Regions from separate parts of the Homo sapiens genome. Here all the other regions are linked to region 1. The links are chromatin contacts, found by Hi-C or POLR2A ChIA-PET in ENCODE. All regions are on one chromosome and are shown on one strand. The core of a region is the stretch at or near the end of the contact, and the rest is flanking DNA. Distances in the headings are between cores, read along the strand shown.

Evidence for each region. A loop is a pair of places that touch in the nucleus more often than their neighbours do. ChIA-PET counts read pairs that join two places held with the same protein, here RNA polymerase II (POLR2A). Pooled maps may share reads with other maps.
Region 2: a loop to region 1 is called in a pooled map, with 5 times the contacts of the local background. The contact joins the enhancer-like site here to the promoter of KIAA1958 in region 1. A Hi-C loop is called at or near these places in 5 of 50 pooled maps. POLR2A ChIA-PET finds 5 or more read pairs at or near these places in 2 of 52 experiments (PC-3 and naive thymus-derived CD4-positive, alpha-beta T cell).
Region 3: a loop to region 1 is called in a pooled map, with 7 times the contacts of the local background. The contact joins the enhancer-like site here to the promoter of KIAA1958 in region 1. A Hi-C loop is called at or near these places in 8 of 50 pooled maps. POLR2A ChIA-PET finds 5 or more read pairs at or near these places in 3 of 52 experiments (HEK293, WTC11 and activated T-cell).
Region 4: a loop to region 1 is called in a map of tibial artery, with 3 times the contacts of the local background. The contact joins the enhancer-like site here to the promoter of KIAA1958 in region 1. A Hi-C loop is called at or near these places in 8 of 168 maps with a recorded cell type or tissue (B cell, GM12878, OCI-LY7 and 5 more), 15 of 37 single-sample maps with no recorded cell type and 21 of 50 pooled maps.
Region 5: a pooled map shows a loop between it and region 1 (2.6-fold over the local background). The contact joins the enhancer-like site here to the promoter of KIAA1958 in region 1. A Hi-C loop is called at or near these places in 4 of 50 pooled maps. POLR2A ChIA-PET finds 5 or more read pairs at or near these places in 3 of 52 experiments (Panc1, WTC11 and activated CD8-positive, alpha-beta memory T cell).
Region 6: a pooled map shows a loop between it and region 1 (12-fold over the local background). The contact joins the promoter of SUSD1 here to the promoter of KIAA1958 in region 1. A Hi-C loop is called at or near these places in 1 of 37 single-sample maps with no recorded cell type and 9 of 50 pooled maps. POLR2A ChIA-PET finds 5 or more read pairs at or near these places in 3 of 52 experiments (PC-9, activated T-cell and naive thymus-derived CD4-positive, alpha-beta T cell).

What each region holds. Positions count from the first base shown.
Region 1 is chr9:112,484,697-112,488,076 of GRCh38, forward strand. It overlaps KIAA1958, which reads left to right and starts at 2,131. Exons shown (of 4, transcript NM_133465.4): 1 at 2,131-2,422. It overlaps HSDL2-AS1 (HSDL2 antisense RNA 1), which reads right to left and starts at 2,948. Exons shown (of 5, transcript NR_171779.1): 1 at 2,283-2,948; 2 at 1,694-1,845. RefSeq lists an enhancer at 1,610-1,669 and silencers at 2,100-2,159, 2,240-2,729.
Region 2 is chr9:112,030,966-112,033,465 of GRCh38, forward strand. It overlaps LINC02977 (long intergenic non-protein coding RNA 2977), which reads right to left. Exons shown (of 3, transcript NR_186812.1): 2 at 103-200. Among named protein-coding and RNA genes, the nearest start is that of LINC02977, 8.2 kb to the right of the region's middle. RefSeq lists enhancers at 1,101-1,190, 1,321-1,610. Within about 2 kb of position 1,251, at least 4 of the 41 ENCODE cell types and tissues checked have a DNase peak (open chromatin) inside an H3K27ac peak, as active enhancers do.
Region 3 is chr9:112,843,589-112,846,784 of GRCh38, forward strand. The region is part of intron 6 of SNX30 (sorting nexin family member 30); the gene reads left to right. Among named protein-coding and RNA genes, the nearest start is that of SLC46A2, 46 kb to the right of the region's middle. RefSeq lists a silencer at 1,197-1,306 and an enhancer at 2,638-3,191. Within about 2 kb of position 1,288, at least 3 of the 41 ENCODE cell types and tissues checked have a DNase peak (open chromatin) inside an H3K27ac peak, as active enhancers do.
Region 4 is chr9:112,807,335-112,810,795 of GRCh38, forward strand. The region is part of intron 2 of SNX30 (sorting nexin family member 30); the gene reads left to right. Among named protein-coding and RNA genes, the nearest start is that of SNX30, 58 kb to the left of the region's middle. RefSeq lists an enhancer at 3,216-3,461. Within about 2 kb of position 2,182, at least 3 of the 41 ENCODE cell types and tissues checked have a DNase peak (open chromatin) inside an H3K27ac peak, as active enhancers do; they include OCI-LY7, where a contact is called at or near this core.
Region 5 is chr9:112,862,021-112,865,248 of GRCh38, forward strand. SNX30 (sorting nexin family member 30) reads left to right here. Exons shown (of 9, transcript NM_001012994.2): 8 at 2,227-2,379. Among named protein-coding and RNA genes, the nearest start is that of SLC46A2, 27 kb to the right of the region's middle. Within about 2 kb of position 1,476, at least 13 of the 41 ENCODE cell types and tissues checked have a DNase peak (open chromatin) inside an H3K27ac peak, as active enhancers do.
Region 6 is chr9:112,173,917-112,177,087 of GRCh38, forward strand. It overlaps SUSD1 (sushi domain containing 1), which reads right to left and starts at 1,381. Exons shown (of 17, transcript NM_022486.5): 1 at 1,217-1,381. The coding sequence starts at 1,319. It also overlaps the pseudogene RPL29P20. RefSeq lists a silencer at 840-1,499.

The DNA.
Region 1 (3,380 bases), core at 881-3,380:
ATTGTGGCAAAAACAATTTAAAATTTACCTTTGTAACTACTTTTAAGTGTACAGTTCGGTGGTGTTATATTTACATTATTGTGTAACATCTCTAGAAATTTTTCATCTTGCAAAATTGAAACTCTGTACCCAGTAAACATTATATCACCATTTTCCCCTCCCTCTACCCTCTAGCAACCACTATTCTACCGTCTTGTTTCCACAAGTTTGACATAATCCCACAGTTTACATACCTCTACATAGTTCATATAGGTCAAATCATAACAGTATTTGTCCTTTTGTGACTGGTTTATTGCACTTGGCACAACATCCTCAAGGTTCATCTATGTTGTAGCCTGTGATAAGATTTCCTTCCTTTTTAAGGCTGAATAATATTCCATTATATGTATATATCACATTTTCATTCATCTCTTCATCTGTTGATGAACATTTGGGCTGCTTCAACCTCTTGGCTATTGTGAATAGTGCTGCAATGAACATGAATGTGCAAATATCTCTTCGATATCCTGCTTTCAATTCTTTTGGATATTTACCCAGAAGTGGGATTGCTGGATCATATGGTAGCTCTAGTTTTAGTTTTTTGAGGAACTTCCCCACTGTTTTGCATAGTGGTGGTACCATCTACATTCCTATCAGCATTGCATAAGAGTTCCAATTTCTCCACAAGATCCCATCTTTAGAATATGCAGCAATTAACTAGGGGGTTTTCATTTTTGGTCTTTTTTGTTTGTACAAACATTATTGTGTCAACATTTACACAGATTTTAAATTTCAGCCTAGACCTGGAAGAGTGTTGATAGAGGAAGGTGTTAAGAACATCAACCGGAATCAGCTCTAGAGATGGAGAGGGGTTGGCAGAAGCTACCTAAAAGAGAACATGCTTGATGTGGTAATGAAGTTACCTGCTTGGATTCTGGACGACCCTGGATATTTTCTCCTTTGCTAAGAAGTTAGCTTCTTTCTCTCCCTCAAAAATATTCTTCTCTTCCCTTACCTACTCCAAGGGTACAAGTGACTGGGGTATGCCTGTCACAGATGAGGTGAGGCCAAGATGTGGGCACTACGTAAGGCCTGACAGATATGGTGTAAATGTTATTTATTACCATGATTACTGTTTTGGAGATGGTCAGTGCTGTAAATAGAAAGGGAGTTAAGAGCAGACTCTGAAGCCAGACTGTCCGGAATGAATCCAGGCTCCTCTAGCTACTATCTATGTGATGTTGAAAAAATTTCTTAATTTCTCTGTGCCTCAGTTTCCTTATCATAAAATGGCAATGTTAATAGCACCCACTATGTAGAGTTCTTAGGATTAAATAAATTAATATTCGCTAAGTACTCAGTGCAAACTGTGGGCACACAGCAAGTACTACGAAAGTGTTAGGTAAAATAAAGGTGGACCAAGCCTGGTAGCACCTAGCAAGTCCAGCTTCATCTTTGCTGTGCTGAGTCGTGTAGGTGGTGTTCTTGTGTCTCTGGTTTGCTGGAGGACCTAGTTTTAGTGTATTTTAGGTATCATTAAGCATCCCCGCTCCCTCGATGGGATAGGGGTGTGTGTGTTACAGGTGGTTGTTGGGCACCTTCACGGGGCAGCGGTGACTATGGGCTGTACGTAGTATCTCGGTAGAAAGTGTTAATGCACATCCCTGGGCGGAGAGGTAACTCTACTCAATGCGTTATAAGGGAAATCACACACCTCACGGATGGTGTAGGTTCTGTCTGCTCCTTGCGTTTCAGTGGAGGTGCACAGAGCTCCGGGGGGCATCGGGGACCGCGGGCCCAGGACGTGTAGTAGGGAGCAGTGCTGTACACTTCCTCGGACCATAGCGGGGACGGCGGGTTCCACACCTGTCGGGGCAGTAGGGACTGAGCTCGTGCGCGCGGAGGATGGATTGCTCCAACCTCTCGGTCCAGCGCGCCGGCCGCCGCGTGCGAACGTGTGTGCGGCAGGAGGCTCGATCTACACCTCCTCGGGGCAGCAACGACTGCGAGCTCGGTGCGTGCCGTAGGAGGTGTCGTTACACACTTCCTGTGGGTCTCGCCGACCACGGCGCGTTTCCGGTGCCGGCTGGAGCCCGGGGTCCGAGCCCCCGCCCCGCTCGCCGGCCCCGCCCCGGCCCGCCCGCGCCCCGCCCCCTGCCCGCCCGCCGCGCTCCGAGCCGGGCGCGCGGAGCTCGGGGCGCACGGAGCGGCGCGCGGCGGTCGGCCGAGCCAGGCTGGCGCCCCCGCCCCCCGCCCCGCTCCTCGGTCCGCCGCCCGCCGGGCGCCTTCCCCGCTCCACTTACCTTTGGTGCCCGGCCCTCTGGCCGCTCTCCTCCCGCCCTCGCGCCCCTTCGGCCCGTCCCGTCCAGCCCGGGCTGCCCGGCTCTCGCAGGCCCCCCCGCGCCGACCGCGTTCCTATGGACAGACGCACAGACACCTGCAGGTGGGTGAGAGCCCGCGCGCGGGGCGGGGACGAGTGCGCCGACGCCGCGACCCAGGCGGGGAGCCCCTTTGTGTGGGGGGCGGCCGCGCCGGGGTCGACTCTGCTTCCCCGTCAGCGGCCGCGCGGTGACCCGGCTGAACCTTCCTTTTGTCTCCTCTCGGGGGAGCGAGGCCGGAGCGAGGGCAGGGACCCGGGCGGCCGCTCGTCGGCAGCGCCGGGCTTGGGGGTGCGAGGCGCAGAGACCCCCGGTGGCGGCTCCGGTCCGCCTGCCCCGGGCCGCCCCGCCGCCCGGCAGCTCGGGTCTCAGCGGCGGCTGCAGGCGCAGTGCGTGGGGCTGGCGCCCCCGCTCCTGCTCTTGGGTCTGTCGGAGGTGGGAAGGAGGGCGGGAAGGAGGAGGAAAAGGTCTGTCCTCTTAGTTTCCAAGTCTTGAGATGCTTATGGAGAAAGAGAGGTGGTTCAGGGCTCTGCCCCACTAGTTTTCCTCCTCGGGTGGCTCGCCGAGGTGCGTTTGGGGCGTGTGTGAAGGAACGTGCATGGCTTCGCTCCCTTATTTATTGTTTCTAACGGAGGAGGGCTTTCTCCAAAAGGCTCTTCCGCCCCCCCACCCCCATCTGAGGCTGCGCACAGTGATTTGTGTTTGTTATCAAATATATCGAGAAATGTATTCCCCTGGGTAGGAGGAGGTTGGACTGAACAACGTCAAACCAAAATCAAAGAATGTTTTTGGTTCCTTCAAGTCTTTTTTTTTCTTTAAGGTTTTAGATTGGGACTTTAAAAAAAATGAACGTGGCTGTGATTTTTACAATTATATGTATTTAGTGTGTGTGCGTGTGTGTGTGTGTGTGTGTGTGTGTGTTTTGAAGTTTAGGAGTAAAGTTTTGTTTTTTCCCGAACTCGTTAGGATTCGCAAGACGGAATCCTCTCCCGACGAAATAAACAGCTAACAAGCCAGTCAGGT
Region 2 (2,500 bases), core at 1-2,500, 450 kb before region 1:
ACCATTGCACTCCAACCTGGGCAACAGAGCAAGACTCGGTCTCAAAAAAAAAAGAAAAGGTTGAAGATGTTGTGATAACTAGTATATAAAAAAAAATCTCACCTGCCATTTTGATAGTGAAAATTTTGGTCAGCTGTCTGATGCCCACCCAGCTTTCTACTCCAGTGTTCTCATGTTCCTCATTTGTTGCTTCACTTTCTCTGGTACAAAAACAAAAACAAAAATACAGGTGTGACAGCAGAAGCCCAGACAGCAAAAGCAAGAAAAGACAAATGGGATTATATCAAACTAAAAGTTTCTGCAGAGCAAAGGAAACAATCAACAAAATAAAAAAGCAATCTATAGAATGGGAAAAAATATTTTTAAACCATATATCAATAAAAAGTTAATATCCAAAATATTATATGTAAGGAACTAATACCACTCAACAGCAAAAAAAAAAGCAAGTTACCTGATTTTTTAAAAATGGGCAAAGAACCTGAATAGATTTTTTTCAAAGAAGATATATAAGTGACCAACAGGTATATGAAAAGGTGTATGACATCACTAATCATCAGGGAAATGCAAATCAAAACCACAATGAGCTTTCACTTCACATCCGTTAGAATGGCTATTAACAAAAAGTCAAAAGATAACAAGTGTTGATGAAGATATGGAGAAATGAAACCCTTGCACACTGTTGGTGGGAATGTAAGTGGGTACAGCCACTACGAAAAACAGTATGGTAGTTCCTCAAAAAATTAAAAATAGAACTACGGTATGATCCAGCAACCCCACTTCTGGGTATATACCCAAAAGAAATAAAATCAGTATGTGGAAGAGGTTATCTGCACTCCCATATGTATTACACAGTCGTTCACAATAGCCAAGACACGGTATCAACCTGAGTGCCTGTAGACAAATGAATGGATAAAGAAAATATTCATACACACACATGAATATCATTCAGCCAAAAATGAAGGCGGCTAGGCATGGTGGTGCATGCGTGCAGACCCAGCCCCAGCTAGTTGGTAGGCTGAGGCAGGAGGATTGCTTGAGCCCAGGAGTTCAAGACCAGCCTTATCTCAAAAACAAACACAAAACAAAGCAAAAACAGAAAGAAGGGGAAGAAGGGGAAGAAGAAGGGGAAGGAGAAGGAGAAGGAGGAGGAAGAAGGAAGAAGAGGCAGAGGAGGAAATCCCTGTCATTTGCAACAACATGCATGAACCTAGAGGACATAATGCTAAGTGAAATAAGCCAGACACAGAAAGGCAAAGGCAAACACTGCATGATCTCACTTGCAGGTGGAACCGAAACAGAAGAACTCATAGAAACAGAGAGCAAAAGGGTGGTTACCAAAGTTAGGGGTTGGGGAGGAATGGCGAATGTTGGTCAAAGAGTACAAACTTTCAGTTACAAGATGAATAAGTTTTGGAGATCTAATGTATAGCATGGTGACTAGAGTTAATAATGTATACCTGAAATGGGCTATAGGAGTAAATCTAAGTGTTCTCACCACACACAAAAAAGGTGAGGTGATGGATGTGTTAATTAGCTTGATTGAGGTAATCATGTCACAGTGTATAGGTGTATCATATCATCACATTGTATGCCTTAAATACATAAAACTTTTATTTGCCAATTATACTCCAATAATGCAGGACAAAGTATACAGGTCTGACATCCAGAGAAAAATATCAGCAGACTTAAAATATCTGATCATTTTCCCCCGGAGGAGGATTGTACAGTTTTTTTAATTGATGAGTAACAATTTTATGTAGTAAGCCTATTCACTCTCTGTTAACCACATTTATTGCAAACAAGTTTTTCCCAAATGTTTAGACATTTATTCCTACTTATTCTCACACTTCCCTGATAATTCACTGAAATTGCGATCAAGGCTTTATTCTCAGCAGGAAGTACTTGTACTTCTCTAAGTGACAGACAGGCTTAAAGAGTGGGCTCAAGGGTGGACCAAGGGCAACTGCAGATAGGCCAATTAGACAAAAACATTCAGGAAACTGGTAGTTAAAATAAATAAATTAAGCCTGTGGTGATTCAGCAAGCTTATTTCTGGAAATAGTTTTTTTTTAATCTACATACTTTGGTTTTAGAGTATGTGGCATAAATATTGAATGTGGAGCATTTCCAAAATACAATATAACTCAGACTAACTTAAATAATGATTCCTTTTACTGTGCATCAAACCTCACTTTTTTGTGTTATGGATGACTAAAAAACAAGTTTTCTTTCTTTATAAGCATTAGTTTTATTAAAGCAGTTGTAAATGGTTCTATAACCACCCTTGCAATGGGGCTCCTGAGGGACTTCCTTGAAATTAGATTGGAAATTCACTGAGATCAGAGGACATTGGAGCTTTCCAGTTGGAAAACACTTGAAAGTTCAGTCTGGCTGGGCATCCTCTCTTTTGGACCCAATCTCCGGTTCTCATTTCACTTGGAAAGTACCTGCTTAAAAGTTTACTTTCTTGTTGCTCAATTTAGACCATTTATTTTCCTTT
Region 3 (3,196 bases), core at 38-2,537, 360 kb after region 1:
GAGGTCAAAGAGAGGTAGGAGCCTGGTCCTGCAGTAGCTTTTTTTTTTTTTTTTTTTAGACAGAGTCTCACTCTGTTGCCCAGGCTGCGTGATCTCAGCTCACTGCAACCTCCACTTCCCGCTTCAAGCGATTCTCCTGCCTTAGCCTCCTGAGTAGCTGGGATTACAGGTGCGCACCACCACGCCCGGCTAATTTTTGTATTTTTAGTAAAGACGGGGTTTCACCATGTTGGTGAGGCTGGTCTCGAACTCCTGACCTCATGATCCACCCACGTTGGCCTCCCAAATGCAGTAGCGTCTTAAAGACCATCTTAAAGGCTGGTAAGAGTCTGGACTTTATTCTAAGGACTAGAAGAGAAGCCATTTGGTTTTATGCAGGGGGATGACAGGATGTGATTTTCACTTTAAGAAGACAACTAGTGCTACAGTATGGAGACTAGATTGTAGAGGATGAGAGTGGTGATTGGGAAGGCCGTTCAGAAGGCTGTCACAGGGAGCCAAGGGCAGAAAACTAGGTGGTGGAGCCTGGACTGCAGTGGTAGAGACGTGGGTGGATTTGGGGTATATTTTGGATGATGGGCCAATGGCACTTGCTGCTGTAGTGATGCAAAATAAGAAAGGAATTGGGGTTTTTGGCTTTAGCAGCTGGGTGGATCGCAGTACTGTTTATTGGGACGGGGAGGGTCCAGGGAGGAACAGGTGGAGCAGTTGGGAGTCCACTATTTTGGGCATGTGGAATTCAGAATGCCTCCTAATCATTAAAGTGGAGATGTCATGGCAGTTGGTTTTGAGTTAGTCTAGAGTGGGAATAGAAATTTGGGAGTCATTAGTGTATGAATGGTGTTTAAATCTCTGAGACCGATGGAGATTGTATGAGGAGATGTGATTGAGGTGCGTAGAGTGTGAAGGCCTGCGCCTGTGGCATGGTAATATTTATTGATCTATCACCTTAAGACGAAAGAACAAGTAGCAAAGGAGCCCACAAAGGAAGGGTTGGTGTGGCAGGAGGGAAGAAGAGGATTGCCTCCACGAAGCCAAGATAAATGTTTTAAGAAGGGGGCAAAATATATCTGTTGGATTTAATAATATAGACATCGTTGGTGATCGAGATTACAAGTGTGAAATGTGGATGCATAAGTTTTGGCTTAAAGACAAAGTTTTTCTTCCAGTTGGAGATAACTTCTACAACATTCCGGGTTAGTCCTTTTCAAAAGCCAATTTAAATTGTCAGGCGGTTTCTTCAGCCTGCCCGCCCCTTCCCCACAGGGCCACAAGGTGGCGCCAATGAGTCAAACTCCGGGAACGCGAACAGTTGGTGCTTTAGGTTGGCCATTTCCGGTGCCTTTCCAAAACTGAAATGAAGAGTTTTCTGGAAGATTGATTTGTCAGGGAAAAAATGTCCCCTTTCCTGAACAAAAGAGATTATACAGAGTGGCTAATTTCTTGCAGCTAAAATAATGTGAAGAAGCAGGATGTGAAATATGCCTGATTTCAAAGGCTTTAAAAAAATAAGAAAAATATTAAAATGAGAACTCTGAGATTCCCAGTAATGGCAGACTGAATACACATTTAAACTTCACCAAAATGACACTAAAACGATTTTGAAAAAAGTCACAAGCCCACAGACAAGAGCAACAGGCAAGGAGGCAATAGCAGTACAATTTTGGGAACGGATTGAGAGTTAATAAGTACTTTAAATGACTCAAGCTGATTTTGAAACCGACTGTGGGGGAAAAAACTGAGAAGCCACCTGGTTTACACCGCGGAACCCTCCAAAAAGGTCAAGAGTTGGCAGCACCACGCCCCTCTGGGACTGAGGTAGAGCTGAAGAGAAGAATAAATCTAGAGTCTGTTTAAGAATTCTAGCTTCTGATCCTCTCCTCCCTGCTCACACAGGGGCCACTTCCTTCTCCACTTTGGCAGAACTGGGGGTCGATTCTCTGGAGGGGGCCTCTGTGGAGCAAGAGACTCTAGGCACACTTGAGGGTGTTCAGTGAAAGATTAGTGATGTTGAGACTCTTCTCCTGCTTGACTCTCAGCCTTAGATCTTCCATGCAAGGAGGAAAAGAGCCTTTTCTAGAAAATCTGGACGGGCCAAGAGAAGTGACCCACAGATACTGATATTGGCTGGCGATGGAGAACCAGGGTGGTCCCTCAATGAAAGGACCCAGCCGAGTCTCCTATGGAGAATGTCAACAAGCCCTCTGTGCAGAGAGCTTTCAATCCATTTCCATGGAGTTTCCCTCTTGGATGAGTGGACAGACAAGGGTCACCAGATATGTAAGGGAAGATTTGAATATGAATATCAGAAGTAAAACAAAGAAGAAAAACCTATTGAATGAAACACTGATGGGGAAGAAAATTTCCAGAAAAAAATGTTAATATTTTCCAAAAGAGAAGATATCACAGCCATAAAACAGTAATTTTTAAAAATTCAGAGAACAAAGAGCTCTTGGAAATTAAAACCATAATAGGAATAAAAAAATTAATAGAAGAGTTAGAAGAAAAAGTTAAGCAAGTCACATATGAAAAGAAACCAAAAGAGAATTGGAGAAAAAAATATGAAAATTAGAGGATTAGACCATCTGAATAACAGGTGTGCAGGCAGAGAAACAGAGAAATGGGAAGCATCAAAGAAGCCATTCAAGGAAAAAGACCAGAAGGGAAGAAATAATGTATCACTGATTGTGTCTGTGTGATGAGATTATGTATGACTTCTCCCCCTCCTTTAAATTTTCCAAATTTTGTGTAAAAATATATTTTAAAATGAGGGGATAATGTGTGGTTTCAGTGTTACCAACATTGCCCCAGGACATCTAACTCGCAGGTGGTCCTGGTTTCCATAGAATGAATATGTAAAAGGAGCATGTTGAAAGGGGTAACCTGAACTCAGTCATTTAACCAGAGCTAGTGATATCACCAGTACCAGATCAGACTCATTTTCCTGCCTGCAGGAAAGTGCCCTTCTAGAGGGCTACCCTAAGCCACAGGGCTACGTGCGTATTTTATTTTTATTCTCATTTGTTCTTTATTACTGAACACCCATTACTCTACATGAATTCCACTTGGGTCTTGGGTCGTCAGCCCTGGCCTACAGGAATATGAACCATCCCATCCTGCAGTTCTCTGTGGGGGGTGAGCTGCTCCTGCTGCTTTGGTATCCTCTTCCAGCCCTGCATCCTAGCTCCCCTCTTCC
Region 4 (3,461 bases), core at 932-3,431, 320 kb after region 1:
GGATTACAAGCGTGAGCCGCTGTGTCCGGCTGCTACCCTGTGTTTTCTGCAGCAGGTTCGCATGTAAAGATATGTCTATGTAAGTACGTGTGCACATGCATAGTCTTACCCCACTACACCACTGGGCACCTAGCCCAGACATTGGGCTAGATGCTTACATATATTATTTCCTCAGAGGACCTAGATTAATATACATATTTCCAGGAATTATATCCATTTATTTATTTTTTTCTAGGGTGACCTTATTTTTTACCCTGTAGTCAGTGAAAGGTAAGCCTGTTTTTCTTGACTTAGTGCTGTAAACAGCCAAATGACAAAGTGACCGCCTTGCTGGCACAGCAGTGCTTGCCCACTGTGACATTTCCCCTCAGCTTCTTGATTTTTCTGCCCCAAAATGCAAATACTACAGGACTCCCATTAACTGATTGAGAGGCTAACGCGCAACTGCAACTCACCAGTCTTTCCTGTGCTGCTTCTCTTTCCTTCCCTACCTTTTTCCCTCTGTGTTCTTATTTCTATCCCTTCTCTTGGGCTTGATTTCCTATAAGTCATTAAATGCCTTAGAGTAACGTTTTCCAAGTTCTAGCAGCACATTTTCACTTGGCTGTGATGCCAGCACCTCAAGATAATCTTGTTGCAGAACTGAGTTTTACTTTTTATCATTTCTTTCACTTCTGATCCCAAACCAGAGTTGTCTTCTTTTCCTGTTTCTAATAGTGACACCAGGTTTATATTTTGGTGGTGCATTCAGAGGCTTCTTTCTGAAGTTGTATTGACGGATATCGTAGGGGTGTGTGAGAATGAGAGAAAGAGAACAAACAAGAGGAACACGGGATCCCAACACCTGACCCTGTCCTGGGACTTCCACTTCTGCAGAGGTCCTCAAACGAAGTTAATGGTCAGAGGACAAGGTTGTTCAAATGCTTTGCTTTATTACCTTAAGGCTTTGATGCTCTAGTCCTAATTCAGATTCCTGATGACCAGGGCTGGACAAAGTACAGAGCTCTTTTTGCCTGAGCTAAAATAAGTGAAGGCTGACAGCCAATGTAGGCAAAGAATTATCCACCCAAATCTAAGGTAAAAGTATCTTCTCTCCCCAGTGGTGGAGAGCCAGTTTAGGCCTTCTTAGGGCAGGCAGCTTCTGGCTCTTTTTTTCTGGAGACTACAAGAAAGTAACATCATAACAGCAGCTAGTTATTGGACACTTACCATGCACTGTACTTTTTTGCAGTTGAAACCCTTTTATTTTTATGTTATATAAGTAATGTATGTTCATTGTAGAAAAAAAAGAAAGTTCAAGTAAGCTAAAACACTAAAGAATGCCTATACGCTCACCAGCCAGAAATAATTGTTGCTGACTTTCTATACTACTTCATCCAGTTTTACAAAAACGAGTATTTTGTATACTGCCAATTCACTTAATACATTGTGAACATGTTTCTATGCTAGGAAATGCCAGTAAGCATGCTTTTATGCTATTGTTTATAAGACTGCAATAGCGTTCCATTGTATGGATGTGCCCTCATTTATTTTGTGCTAAATGCTTTACGTATATTATCAGTTAATCTTCACACTCAATGAAGTAGATATAAATACTATTATCTTACAAATGAGAAAATTGAGAGACAGAGATGTTAAGAAAATTGCTCAAAGACATGCAACTCATGGGTGGTGGAGCTAGAACTTGAGTCCAGGTCTCTCTGATTCTAAAGATAATAAATATTAATAATCTTGCCCAAAAGACATGATTTTCTTTCTTTTTTTTTTTTTTTGACAGAGTCTTGCTCTGTTGCCCAGGCTGGAGTGCAGTGGTATGACCTCAGCTCACTGCGGCCTCCGCCTCCCAGGTTCAAGCGATTCTCCTGCCTCAGCATCCTGAGTAGCTGGGATTACAGCACTGTGCCTGGCTAATTTTTTGTATTTTTAGTAGAGATGGGGTTTCATCATTTTGGACAGGCTGGTCTCAAACTCCTGACCTCAGGCGATCTGCCCACCTTGGTTTCCCAAAGTGCTGGGATTACAGGCGTGAGCCACTGCGCCTGGCCCAAAAGACATGATTTTCAAGAGAGGGATGGCCCCGATACCCAGCACTGTGGTCCAGTAGCATGGCCTGTGTGGTTGAAACTGACAATACAGAAGTAGGCTTGAGGGTGAGGAAACAGAGGCGAGCCTTCAATTCCCTTCAGGGTTTATTATTTTCTTGTGTTTAGCCTCATTACCAGTGGTGTGTAAAAAAAAAAAGAAAAAGAGTCATAACACCCCAACTAGTTCCTCTTTCTAAATGCCTCAGTGGTCAACAGAGTCTAAATGCTGCTCCGAGGCTGAATTATGTACAATGCAAAGTGGACGTTAGTTTAATGACACAGTTATTGCTGGTTGTGGTGTGAGCAGTTTCATTGGTGTAGTGATGCAGAACCCAAGTGGGTTAGAGTGAGCGAGGGGTAAGAGAGAGAAGAGTGTTAGAATTCTGGCAATGAAAACAAGCATAGAGAGCAGTGGTCAGAAGTGGGCATGGGTTTGAGGGAGAGGGAGGCTTTTTTTTTTGGACTGCTGCTGTTTTTAAGGATGAAAGAGACTTGTTTAACTGCCAGTTGCGCAGTATTGGTAGAGAAGAAGGCATTAGGTTGAAGATTGGAGAGTAGGATGGAGGCTCCTGGGAAGGCGGAGGAAGCTAGAATTGCCACCGAAGGGGCGGTGTACTTTTTCCATTGTTTGTGGAGAAGGAAGGGAAGTTTGTTTTGTGGCAGGAAGTTAAGGGGTTCTTTGCTTATATCTGGAGTTTTCTCTCTGAATAGATGATGAAGCCTTCTAAGGGTGGGGGTGGTTTGAAGTGGGGATTAGAAATTTTCACAACTTTTATGGGCTTTTTGATAAATGATTTGGACAGTGTGGGAGTGAGCTGACGTAAGGGAGTATGAAAAGGGTGCCTGGCAATGTTGGAGGGTCTGGTTGTAGAATGTATCGTGTCTGTCCGTGTGTTTGCTTGATTTTGTTTCTCCTCTAGCAGTGTGCTCACACACCCAGGTCTGGTAGAGCAAGTGGGTTTTTACGAGTTGGGTGAATGGGCAGTGGGGAGGGAACAACATTTAGATATTGCTGTAAGTGATTGAAGTTCTGGGCCATGGAATGGATGCTGAGTAAAGAAGGAAGGAAGTAAAGACATGAATGGATGGAATGTCAAGGAACTTTAGGTCCCAAGAGGCTGAGAAACCAAGGATGTTGGGAAGAGGAAGAGCCTGAAATATAGGGGATGCCGTTTAGAGGGAGATGTGTGGGTTTCTCCCTGGTGACGGTCTGGGAGAGGCTGTGGAATGGAAGGAAACATTGCTTGCTTAGAGGCTGGTGTTGTATGTATGAGCCACCTGGATCTCGAGGGCACTTAGGTTGTGGAAGGGCTTGGAAAGGAAGCCTGAGAGCCAGCTGCTTGAATCTTCAGGGCATCAGGAGAAATGGCAGAGCTG
Region 5 (3,228 bases), core at 226-2,725, 380 kb after region 1:
GAGACCCAAGCACTTTTGTATTCCTCAGTGCCAAGCACAGAATGTGTTGTGAAACTGAGAAGCCAAATATTTCCCAGACCGAGGCTCAGGCAGTCCTAAAACCCACAGCCGTGGTTTAGACCCTGATTTTTCTGGGTCAGTCAGAGTTCCCATCTCCAGAACACACCTGGGAATCTTTAAACCTGGGAATCTTTCCTCTGTGAACAGTCCTGATTCAGAGACCCTGGCTGCCCTCCTCTCCACGTGTCCTGGTGAGGTTCTCTTTCCAGGGCTTTCCATTTTCTCCTCACAGCAGAAGTTTCGTTAAGCAAACAGGAAGTTGCTCATAGGCACCCTCACCCCAATGCAAGTGTGAGCAGTGGCCAGGAGACGGGTAAGGGAACTGGCCTGTGCCTGTGGGGAGGTGAGGCCAGCCAGAGACACTGGCTCGCTGGGCATCTTTCCATTGAGGCTGATTCCTGGAGTGACTCTGGAGAGGCAAGACTGGGATACTCTGGTTTTTATTTCAGTTTTTCCTGAGGTAACCAATAGTAATGGGTGGTCTTGGGAGGAGGCAAAAGAGACTTAAATCATGGCATCAGAAGAAAAAGTCAGTCTCTGACCTGGTATGGTGGCTCAAACCTGTAATTCCAGTGCTTTGGGGGACCGAGGTGGGAGGATCACTGGAGGCCAGGAGTTCGAGACCAGCCTGGACAACATAGCGCCACCACATCCTACTTATTGTAGAGATGGGGGTCTTACTATGTTGCCCAGGCTGGTCTCAAATTCCTGACCTCCAGTGATCTTCTGCCTTGGCCTCCCAAAGTGCTGGGAGGCATGAACCACTGCACTCAGCCCAGTATTTTTTTTTTCCCTCTTCCAGAAGCTTATGTGCTTTGAAGAAGGCCTCTTTCCCCATCTTAACAGAAAAATTCCTTGCTTTTAAATTTCCAGAGTGTCTAGTTATCTCTCTCTCCAGCTCATCCTGGTTTCACCCATGTCTAGTTCCCGTGTCAGGCACATTCAAATTCACTTGCCTTGGCCATGTCTCTTCCCTGACTCCTGTGTTCTACAACCATCTCCACGTGGTCTGTGGAGAAGATGGCTGAGTACCCTGAAGGTGTCCAGCTCCCTCAGGCCTGTCTTTCTCATTGGCATCATTCTGGGTCAGCTCCTTGTCCACGAGGCTTGGGTATAAACCTCCTCGATTGGTGGAAGTGGACTCCCAGGGGTGAGCCATGGCTTGGAGACAGTTTGGTTCATGGGCCCCAGCACACCAAACATAAAAGGCCTCACTTGTGGTTGGGATACATTTGGCAGGTCGGGGGTTTGACCTGGCTTTGGGCCTGTCGGCTCCCTGGCCGCCATCAGGGCTCAGTGAAGTGCTTGAGTTAGGAGAGAGAAGCCAGCTTTGGGAAGCGCTGCAGCCACAAAGCCCAAACTCCAGCTGCACAGGATGGTGAAATTCACCAAAGCAAAGTGAAAGTTGTGAAACTTCAAGTGACATAGTTCCCTTTTGAGAAAGTCTTCTAAACCTCTTTAAGAAAAACTTGAAATAGCCTGCTGTATATTTCTTCTTTGAATTTCAAATTTTTTTGACATGCATAAGTAACTTTCCTCCTGTTTTCTCAGACTTCTCTAACTCTCCATTTAAAAGTATCTGCTATTGGGAAAAGCATAAACAAGCCTCCAGTTTATTTATGATGTGGGGTTCAGAGGAGGCAGCTGGCCAGTAGTTGTCTTATTGCAATTCTCTGATTAATGAGGAAAGGCATCATCAAATGTCACAGCAATGGAATAGTTCATGTGATCTGGGAGAACCTACCTCTTCTCTAGTTCCAATATGGGACACAGGAGAATAGCAGGGCAATACAAATGCTGTATATTTGCAAAGTCTGCACACACTTTCAAGTGTGGATGAGTAAATCCTAAAAGGAACCAAAGACATATGAGTCTGAATTGCAATGTTTCTTCTTCCTGTGTGTAAATGGGGGTGTTTCCCCCACGAGTCTCTGTTGTGTTTGGATGGGTTTGAAGATCTGGGTTAGGAGAGCCCCTTTTCAGAGCTCCTCCTTAGACCTGAAAACCCAAGGTTTTGCTTTCAAATAAATGCCTCCAGAGGAGGGAGCGTGTTGATAGCATTTTAATGTAGGGCTTTGGCCTTTGACAAATGTGTGCTCAGAGGAGCTCAAGGCAAGAGATGCCAGTTTTGTGTGCAGGGCACCCATGTGTGCCTCCCTTTTCCAGGTACCGGCGGACGTCGAGAAATGTCAGGATCGGATGGAGTGTTTCAATGCTGACCTGAAAGCTGACATGGAGAGGTGGCAGAACAACAAGAGGCAGGACTTCCGGCAGCTACTCATGGGGATGGCTGACAAGAACATCCAGTATTATGAGAAGGTAATGAGTGTGCCCAACAAGACTGGTTTCTAATGGCCAGAGCCTTTCACATGGGCCTACCAGAAATCCACAAGCTGGGAATCCTGCTAGTCTCATCTCCTTCCCTTATTTTAGCTGCTTAGTCTTGGCTCCCGCTTCATGCCCTTGCCCAACCATGTGGCTGCAGTGCTGGGTTTGGCAGCAGAGGGGGTGCTCACAGGGGTTTCCCTTGCACATGCTGCTGGGGAAGCAGCCCATTCGTCTTCCATGCTTTCTGGGCCTGGCACTGGTTGCTTCCCAGAGCCAGTCAGACCTTCAGCACAGTGATGCTGCCACCGAATGGAGGCTTTGGGGTTACTTTACTCTGTGTTGGGGTTCTGTACACAGGGTCCCTTCAGTTTGGTTGTGCAGTGAACCCCTTTGGTCATCTGGTGAAGCCTATAGACCCCTCACCAAAATACTGTGCATTTGTTTTTTAAATAGACTTCAAAATATTGATTTTAAATACGTAAAATAAAGGGATGTAGGATTACAAAGGAAAGCAATTCTATTAAAAACTTTTACTCATGGATCCCCTTGACCAGGTTAAGCAGCGCACGCACATGCGCGTGCACACACACACACACCCACACACCCCACTACCACCACCACACCCCACACACACACTACACACACACCACACCCCCCCACACTACACACACACCACACATACACCACACACCCCCCATACTACATGCACACCACACACCCCCTACACATACACCCCACATACACACCCCACACACAACCCCCCCACACACGACACCCACACACCACACCCACATACCTCACACAACCCTCACACACAACCCCCACACACACCATACACAC
Region 6 (3,171 bases), core at 131-2,630, 310 kb before region 1:
TTCTGTGCCATTTTCGGGACTGGTTGTGTGTGGTGTGGTGCTTGGATTTGGCCATGTCTGCACTGTAACCTGTGGCTCCCGAAGCGCCTAGAACTGGCTAGACCCACTTTTCTTGTCACTCCCTGAGACGGCTTCCAGTGGCTTCCAGGCACAGCTAAGTCCAAAGGCCTAGGTCTGCCAATCAAGGCACTCTGCCCTCTGCCTCTGGTGCCTCCGTGTGCTTCCTTCCCTTCTCCCCCGGGCCTGAATTCTGAAGGAATTCATTCATTCTACACTCATTTGTGGAGAGGTGACAGTGCCTTCTGCTATGAGCTGGGATACCTTTTTCACATTTTCCCATATCCAAATATGACCAATCATTGATGGCCCAGCTCAAGGGTCACCACCGATTCCCCTTTCCCTGCCCTCACCACCCACACCTTCTCATGGCACCCATGCCATTCTGCCTTGTATTACAGTTATGTGGATGAATGTCACCTCCCCTGCGTGTCTGAATCCTCTGTGTAATTCCTACTCAGCTCAACACTGCATTTTGCAGAGGAGGAAAAACAACTCCCTCGATTGCTTGGAAATAGAACATTTGCTGGTCTAAATCCTCCAGACAATGAGCTCCACGAGGGCCCGCACTGCCCGCCCTCATCGCGCACAGGGAAGCTGTTCAAGGGCCATCTGTTGAATGAATGAGTGAATTAATGGCTTCACTCCTGTACTCTTCCTTACGCGTCTTTCTCACCATATTTAGCATCCGGCTCTCTAACAACGTGAAAAAATTAAAAGTGGTAAGAAAATTGCTTCGGGTCAAAAATGTGTCATGCAAAAGCCACCGCAGAGCCGGAAGCGTGACAGCGCCGCAGAACGCCCTGGCCTCCCCGCCCTTCCCCGGGCGCCGCCCTGCCCGGGTCCGCGCTCGCGCCCAGCCCCCACCCCGCCTCCTGGGCAGTGGAGGTCCCTGGGGGCCCGGCCAGGCCGCCTTAAAACCGGCGTCCCCCGGCGTCGCGGGGTCGGGCGGGGGCAGGGAAGCCCGGCGGGGAGCCCCCCGCTTCTCTGAGCTCCTCCTTGCCGATCTCCAACGGCCGGCGCGGGCCCCACCTGCGCCCCACGCCTCGGCACCGCGCCGGCCCGGCCCAGGGGCGGGGAAGCGTCCGTGCGCCCAGAGTCCTCGAGGCCCAGCCGGGGGCCCCGCCGGCCGCCCGTGCCCGTCCCAGCCCGCACTCACCGTCGGGGCCCGGCGCTCCCGCGGCGCCGCGGGCCAGGCCGAGCAGCAGCAACAGCGGCAGCAGGCGGCGAGACGGGCCCGCATCCCAGGGCCCCCGGCCCATGCCGCCGCCGGTCCCTCCCGGCGCGCCCGCGCCTCCTCCCGGGGCCCTCAGGGTGCAGAGATAAGGCTACAGGCGCCGCGGGGAGGGGACCAGCCGGCGGCTTCCGGCGCCGCCGAGGGAAGCGGGGGGCGCTGCGGGGTCCCCGGGAGGCCGCAGAGCGCGGGTCCTTCCTCTTGTCGGGGCCTGGGCTTAGGACACGCCCGTTCCGCGTCCGTCTCTGGCTCCGCACTTGCTGCCCTCTCGCCGCTCACATTCGCAAAGGGGGACAGACACTCATCGGATAATGACACAGCTGGACGCAGAGCCCCGGAGAGTGCTGGGGAGGAAATGTTGCGGAGGATTCAAGCCACTCGAGGGCTCAGGGAGGCACCCCCGGGGAGAGGGGTGAGGGGAGCAAGGGGCGGAAATCTTCCAGGACGTGAAAGGGAGCTGGATGAGGTGACCACAGCGCAAGGCCCAGATGAGAGGTCGGAAGACGCAGACCCAGGCCACCCAGGGGCGACACACTTGACCAGGTGACACCTGGTCACCGGGAGTGAGAGAGAGTAGGGCTGTGATGGAGGGAGGGGCTGGCATCAGTCCCCGCTGCTCTGAGGACACCCGGCTTGGGACGCGCTGATGCCAGCCCCTACCTCCATCACAGCCGTACTCATCCCAAGGGAAGGAGTAAACCAAGACCCAAGGATGAGAAGGACGTTGGGGAGGAATCTAAGCGGGAGTTTGTTGTAGAAATGGGGAATGGGGACCTAGAGTGAGAGCAGAGGGTTGGAGAGGGGCGTTGAGCTGCAGAGGGAAGTTAGCCCTCCTAACCCAAGTGATGGAGGTCGCCGGGAAGCTGTCACAGTTTCAAGCAGTGAATGACTTCATCACTGACACATCTCTGTCTGTTCTGTGGAATTGGGATTGGGGTTGGGTTGGGATGTGGAAGGCAAAGAGTCCAGCCCGGAGTTGCTGCAGGAATCAGGCAATAGAAGACATGTCCTGGCCCGGTGCGGTGGCTCACGCCTGTAATCCCAACACTTTGGGAGGTCGAGGCGGGTGGATCACTTGAGGTCAGGAGCTCGATACCAGCCTGGCCAACTTGGTGAAACCCCGTCTCTACTGAAAAAAAAAAAATTAGGTGGGCACGGTGGCAGGCACCTGTAATCCCAGCTACTCGGAAAGCTGAGGCGAGAGAATTGCTTGAACCCAGGAGGCGGAGGTTGAAGTGAGCCGAGCTCGCACCACTGCACTCCGGACTGGGCGACAGAGTGAGACTCCATAGACAGATAGATAGATAGATAGATAGATAGATAGATAGATAGATAGATAGATAGATAGACAGACAGACAGACAGACAGACAGATAGAGATAGAGATAGATGTGTCCTGCAGCTGGGCATTGACAAATGAGTGTGAAGAGGGCAGTGTGTAAGAGTGGAATCCACTAGGTTTTATGACTAGTCGGGGAGAAGGAAATAAATAAGATCCGGTTTGAAGGCTTTGAGCTTGTGATGTCTGTGGGAGCGCAGCCGAGAGCAGGCACCCCACTACTTCACCCCATATCCTCACTTGTTTACTCTCTGCCATGAGCCTGCCGTAAATCTCACCACTTTCAAACACACCCATATAAGGGCTAAAGTTGTGGAGTCTTAACAAGTAGTTAAAAATCAACTTCAAGCTGGGTGAAGTGTGGCATGCCTGTAGTCCCAGCTACTAAAGAGGCTGAAGGGCAGGAGAATTGCTTGAGTCCAGGAATTCAAGGCCCATGTGGGCAATACAGTGAGACCCCCTCTCTTAAAAAAACAAACAAACAAAAACAAACAAAGAAAAAGCTCATCTTCCTAGGCTCTTTTTTCCTCTTGGGGAGACAA